Regions from separate parts of the Homo sapiens genome. Here region 2 is linked to region 1. The links are chromatin contacts, found by Hi-C or POLR2A ChIA-PET in ENCODE. All regions are on one chromosome and are shown on one strand. Each heading gives the region's core, a stretch centred on a gene start or an enhancer-like site at or near the end of the contact. The rest is flanking DNA. Distances are from core to core; before and after follow the strand shown. Region 1 has its middle 6.8 kb from the start of MOG. Region 2 holds the start of TRIM26 (tripartite motif containing 26).

Evidence for each region. A loop is a pair of places that touch in the nucleus more often than their neighbours do. ChIA-PET counts read pairs that join two places held with the same protein, here RNA polymerase II (POLR2A). Pooled maps may share reads with other maps.
Region 2: a map with no recorded cell type shows a loop between it and region 1 (19-fold over the local background). The contact joins the promoter of TRIM26 here to the enhancer-like site in region 1. A Hi-C loop is called at or near these places in 1 of 37 single-sample maps with no recorded cell type and 9 of 50 pooled maps. POLR2A ChIA-PET finds 5 or more read pairs at or near these places in 4 of 52 experiments (HEK293, PC-3, PC-9 and 1 more).

What each region holds. Positions count from the first base shown.
Region 1 is chr6:29,648,762-29,651,911 of GRCh38, reverse strand. No RefSeq gene overlaps it. Among named protein-coding and RNA genes, the nearest start is that of MOG, 6.8 kb to the left of the region's middle. RefSeq lists an enhancer at 2,720-3,150. Within about 2 kb of position 1,756, at least 33 of the 41 ENCODE cell types and tissues checked have a DNase peak (open chromatin) inside an H3K27ac peak, as active enhancers do.
Region 2 is chr6:30,212,126-30,215,214 of GRCh38, reverse strand. It overlaps TRIM26 (tripartite motif containing 26), which reads left to right and starts at 1,809. Exons shown (of 10, transcript NM_003449.5): 1 at 1,809-1,910. RefSeq lists a silencer at 949-1,131 and an enhancer at 590-1,478.

The sequences.
Region 1 (3,150 bases), core at 507-3,006:
TGAATGAGTCCCTGTGAACTGTGAATGGTACACAGTAACCACTCAGTAAATACAGTCATTAGCCCTTACATGCAGTGATTTTCTTCTGGAACTCCCTCTAGTGGCATAAATATAAAGAGGAATTCACGTTTTCTTTTCTACTTTTGTGGCCCTATTTCCCATAATATTTGTGTGTTTAAATTGGTCTAGATATTCCACTGAGGCTCAATGACCGATAGACTATAAAATGTCTAATTTACATCAATTTAGCCAGATGCTTCCTAGGTAGGTCGGAGAAATGAGAACACTGATCCGAATCAATGTGAGGCAGCTCCCAGCAAGTGAGCGCCTGTAGCATGTGTGAGCATGGGTGCTGTGGTGAATGCAGCCAGGGGCTGCTCTTTCATACTGCTTTATTTCTTTTTCTTTTCTTTCTTTTTTTTTTTTGAGACGGAGTTTCGCTCTTGTTGCCCAGGCTGGAGTGCAATGGCACGATCTTGGCTCACTGCAACCTCCACCTCCCGGGTTCAAGGGATTCTCCTGCCTCACCCTCCTTTGTAGCTGGGACTACAGGCACCCGCCACCACGCCCGGCTAATTTTTTGTATTTTAGTAGAGACGAGGTTTCACCATATTGGTCAGGATGGGCTCGATTTCCTGACCTCGTGATCCACCCGCCTCGTCCTCCCAAAGTGCTGGGATTGCAGGCATGAGCCACCGCGCCCGGCCATACTGGTTTATTTCTTTTTCTTTTTTTTTTTTTTTTTTGAGACAGAGTCTTGCTCTGTCGCCCAGTCTGGAGTGCAGTGACACGATCTCGGCTCACTGCAAGCTCCGCCTCCCGGGTTCACGCCATTCTCCTGCCTCAGCCTCCTGAGTAGCTGGGATTACAGGGGTGCGTCACCATGCCTGGCTAATTTTTTGTATTTTTTTAGTAGAGACGGGGTTTCACCGTATTAGCCAGGATGGTCTCGATCTCCTGACCTCGTGATCCGCCCGCCTCGGCCTCCCAAAGTGCTGGGATTACAGGCGTGAGCCACCGCGCCTGGCCTACTGGTTTATTTCTTTAAGTAACACATACAGTGTAGAAAAATTAGAAACGATATGGAAAAATGTAGAGAACAAAAAACTAATTATGTTCTACCAAAGGTTTAAATTTTATCTATCAACATTTTTTCCATTTTTGTGTATTCCCTATTGTTAGTCTGAGATTCACCAATATTTTTATCTTTCAAAAGGAAAAACATTCAGCTTCTTGTGAGTCAAGTGAGTCAGGCACTGAGGCTTGCCCCTCCCCCTCCCCCCTCACCAAATGGGAATGGGTTTGCGCTGATTTTAATCAAACTGCTATGGGTTGTCCTGCGTAAGAGGCTTTGGGCTGTTCTGTAGGTCCCCGTGGGGTAGAACAGTTGGGTGCAAGACTCTGAAGGCAGATTTCAGCTCAAAAGAAAGAATTTTCCCTCCTTCAGAGCTGTCCAACCGTGGTGGGAATGAGTGGGAACTACGGGAGTGAGCTTCCCATTCCTGGATTTTCCAGCCAACATAGAACTGGAGGTTAGGCCACATTATCCTAATATTTTTGCCTAGCTGTAGGATGATACAAGAATATACATTTTCCTTCCCCATCTTCTCCCGCTTTTCCTCGCCTTCTTTCCATTTCTTTGGCCCCTTCGCTTTTCGCCACCTAGCGGCAGAATCTTGCTAGGTAAGGACCAGGAAGCTCTCCCAATCTGACCCGCAACAGCTGACGTCACGACTTCGCCACCGAGAATTGGTTGCCAGCAGCCTTTGGGGGCGGAGAATAAGGCGCAGATTATAAATAGGTCAAAGAGAGGTGCCTGCGAGCCGCGCAGTGACACCCCGTTCCTAAGGGCAGAGCTTTTCTTGCCTTTCGCTTCAGACCCACTGCACTTGGTTACGTGCTTTTCCTCCGCTGTCCGCTTCGTTTATCTGCTTTAACCCAGCCTGGGCTAGGTAGGCCTGAAGCCTATAATGTTGCTTGGCTGTTGCTCAGGAGAAGAAAGGCCCAGGTGGCCAGTTTGGCAACTGGCACAGTCCCTGTGAGCACCCACCTGCTGATGGTCCTTCTGTCACTACGTAGTCGCTCCGACGCCAGGAAAGTGCGGTGGTGGCCATTTTGGAACTGGGCAACTTTCACTTCGCCAATCATCTTGGGGTCTGGCCACCACAGTACTTTTTTTTCATTATTATTCTGGCAGAGAACACGTTATGGAGGGATAATTATGTAGCCTAGAATTTCTAGAGTTGTTTCAGGACTCATAATATCCTCATTCCAGAATATGAGAATATAGAAGCTTGGAATACTCAGATGCAAATTCCAGCACCACCCTTTCCTAATTGATTGAGGAACACATCTGACTCTAGTCTACGGTCCTGTGGAAAGACCTGTGACCCTAGGCAAAGAGCTTAAAGAAATCTCTCTTTTTTTTTTTTTTTTTTTTGAGACGGAGTTTTGCTCTTGTTGCCCAGGCTGGAGTGCAGTGGCGCGATCTCGGCTCACCGCAACCTCCACCTCCTGGATTCAAGTGATTCTCCTGCCTCAGCCTTCCGAGTAGCTGGGATTACAGGCTATGCGCCACTATGCCCGGCTAATTTTGTATTTTTAGTAGAGATGGGGTTTCTCCATGTTGGTCAGGCTGGTCTCGAACTCCGACTTCAGGTGATCCACCCGCCTCAGCCTCCCAAAGTGCTGGGATTACAGGCGTGAGCCACTGCACCTGGCCATGAAGAAATATCAATTTATTTAACTGCAAAATGATAATTCTGTCACCTCGTGGTGCTGATGTGAGGATTAAATGAGACAAGGTACATAAAGTGCTTAGGCCTGTGTCTGGCTCCCCCAAAAAACATAACACCTCTTGTGCAGCACCTGTGCTTAGAATGTTAGCCAGTGAGGGCAGGACTTCGTCTTATTTTCCCTGTGCCCTCCTGGGCATTGAATAGTGAGGGATACATATTAGAATAAGTTTGCTGAAAGAATGAATGACAAAGAATCCCTGCCTGTAGGTCTTCAGCCTTTGTATTCTATTATCTTTTAGGCTGTAGGCTCACCCTCAGGCATCTTCTTGCCACTCTAACCCCTATAGGCTGATAATTACACCTTTACTTGCTCTAGGTCACAGCAATCTGTTAACTACGAGATTAGTATTTT
Region 2 (3,089 bases), core at 560-3,059, 560 kb before region 1:
ACAGCATTATTTTTTATTTTATTATTATTTTTTGAGACGGAGTCTCGCTCCGTCCCCAGGCTGGAGTGCAGTGGGGCGATCTCGGCTCACTGCAACCTCCGCCTCCCGGGTTCAAGCGATTCTCTTGCCTCAGCCTCCTGAGTAGCTGGGACTACAGGTGCGCGCCACCACGCCCGGCTAATTTTTGTATTTTTAGTAGAGACGGGGTTTCACCATGTTGGCCAGGATGGTCTCGATCTCTTGACCTCGTGATCCGCCCACCTCGGCCTCCCAAAGTGCTGAGATTACAGGCGTGAGCCACCGCGCTCGGCGGCAGAGCATTATTTAAGGAGCATGTTAAACACACTTTCTTCCCACACCACCAACTAAAAAAGCAGGTATCAAGAGGGTCTAGGTAGGTGCTGAGACCACCTCCAGAGCACAGGCCCGCCAGAGTTGTGCTCAGCAGGTGAGGTCTACACTCCTCTCAGCCCGGAGGGGCAGCGTGAGTTATACTGCTGGACAAAGGGGAAAAAGACAAAATGCTGGGCTGGGGTAGAAGGGAAGGACGCGGGTGTTAAATGTGGGCGTGGTTTCTTCTGAATGTCCCACCCACTCCACTATACATTGCTTAAATGCAGTGCAAATTTCCCTACCCCCAGCGGAGGAGGGGTGAAGATTCAGCAGGTTTTAGGGTCTAGGACCCTGAGCTCCTCCATTCATGAATACCCAAACAACTGTAGCCCACCCTCTCACCACTGCCTAGGCGGACGACCAGTGTCCCCAGCTAGATCTCTACCCTTAGGAGCAGGGCACTGGCTGACCCGGAGAACCTGCGCCGCCTCTTCTCAGCCTGCTGCCAGCCCAGTGCACGAGCTGAATGCCGCTGCCGCCTGGCTGGCCGGGAAAGACGGGGATCTTGACGCGGCGGCGCCTGGGACACGGCAACCGCAGCACAGGGCATGGCCCTGCGGCTGGACCGGACGCGGCGGCTGCAGGCAGAGCAGGAAGAGAGCGCAGGCTGGGCAGCGGCGTACGCTTCGGCGACGTCAGCTTCCGGGGCCGTGGACGGGGGCGCGCCCGAGCCTCCTGGAAACCTCCCCACCAAGGACCTGGGGAACCCAAGTCTCGGCCCGCTTTGTAGCCTCTGGTTTCTAAATTCAGCGTCGAGGAGCGAAAACAACCCCCCTGAACTGGGCCCAGACCCTTAAGCTCCTGGAACCTCAGTTTTTCCTTCCGTCGAATGGCGACAATGGCTGTCTGGTTGAACGTTATTTTACCTAGGAAGTAATAATTTTCGTAAATAGGTCTCTGAGAGTATTTGCTTGCTAAAATCCTGCTTTGTCCTGGAAGCAAATTTAGGCCACGTTAGGGGCGGGGACTTCGTATTTGATGTTGAGCACCTGGCGAGCGCCACCTTCGCCTCAAAGCGCCCTCGGACCCTGATCCAGCATAAGGCCAGAGTTGGGCAGTGAGGGGTCTCGAGAGGTGGAAAGGGGATTATTGCCCTCTCAAGAGTCCTACGTAGGTGACTCCTAAGCCTTAGCATTTACTCCCTTAGACCGTGTAACAGGCCACCCCAATTACGCGCCAAACTCAGGCTGCGGCTCTTGGCGCAGCCTCGGTCCCGCCTGATTTCAGTTTCCATTTCGCTGCCCCTGGTGCCCCACCGCCCGCGGCTGTCTGGGGATTTGCCCGGTGATCAGTGACGTAAAAGAGACTAAGGTTCCCATTGGATGGCGAAGTTCGGCAGGAGCCAATCCCGGGGCTGGTCCGGGAGAAATCTCGGCGAAGGGCCCCGAATAGCCGGGAGATTACGGGGCGGGGACGAGCTGTCGCGCTGGTTGCTCGTGCAGGAGCGGGACCCGGAACAGACCGCCGTGAGAGAGGAGGGGTGCCGGCCGGGATTCGCGGCCCGGAGCTCGGGACCGGTGAGTAGGGGGTGCACATGAGACATACAGCGAAGCAACAGTCTCGTACGCTCACCGGGTTTGGGGCGACCCAACGCAGCCGCCGGGCCCGGGTTCAAAACGGGGCCAGGCCCCCGGGCGGGCTCAGGAGGGGGTCAAGTTCGCTGCGTCCTCCCTGCCAGCCAGATCCCTCCTGTTTGCTTGTCCTTACATTCTCCCCCTCCTCTTGGGTCTTTCTCGCTTTCTGGTATCCTACTCAGACTCCCATCCATTCTAGTCTGCGGAACCAGAAGTAAGCGGGGCCTGGATGACCGTCCGGTTGCTTGGAGCCTGGTAGATAGGCGACTAATCCAGCTCCCTGACCAAAGTGTCATGCTTTCTTTCTCTTTCTTTTTTTTTTTTTTTTTTTTGTTCGGAGTAAACCGGTTTAGCCACAAATACTTGGAGCTGTGCTTTCACTCCTTCCAGCTCATTAGCATTTTTCTTACTGATTTTCTCCCTATTTGGCCTTAGAAAAAAAGTGTAAATTTAACTCTGTGGAGTAAATGGGAGGGACACACTTCCAAATCTCCAGTAGATTTCAAATTTTGACCCACGATTTGTGTGTACTTCAAAAGAGGGGAGAATGACATTCGTTTATGCATGCCTTAACCTCCTGTTTTTAACTCTTAGCTGAAATCATAATCCCTAACATGTTTTTCCCCAAGTTCAAAAAAATCACCTTTAAAAAAAATAGGCTTTTTATGTTTCAAAAATTGCAATTTTATTGTTTAAGTAGACTTTATTTCTTACAACACTTTTAGATTTACAGAAGAATTGAGAAGATAGTACAAACTTCCCACATGCTCCAAACCGGATCCCCTGTTATTAACATCTTACCTCAGTGTGGTACATTTGTTGCAGTTAACCAATATCAATACATTATTATTGACCAAAGTCCATAGTGTGTTCAGATTTCCTTAGTTTTTACCTCAGTACTTTTTCTGTTTCATGATCCCATGGAGGTTACCACATTACATTTAGTTGTCATGTCTCCTTATGCTCCTCTTGGCTGTGGGAGTTTCTCAGACTTGTTTTGATGACCTTGACAGCATTGAAGAATACTGGTCGTGTATGTTGTAGGATGCCCCTCTATTGGAATTTGATGTTTTTCTCCTAAGACTGGGCTTATGGGTAACTGGGAGGAAGACCACAGAGGTA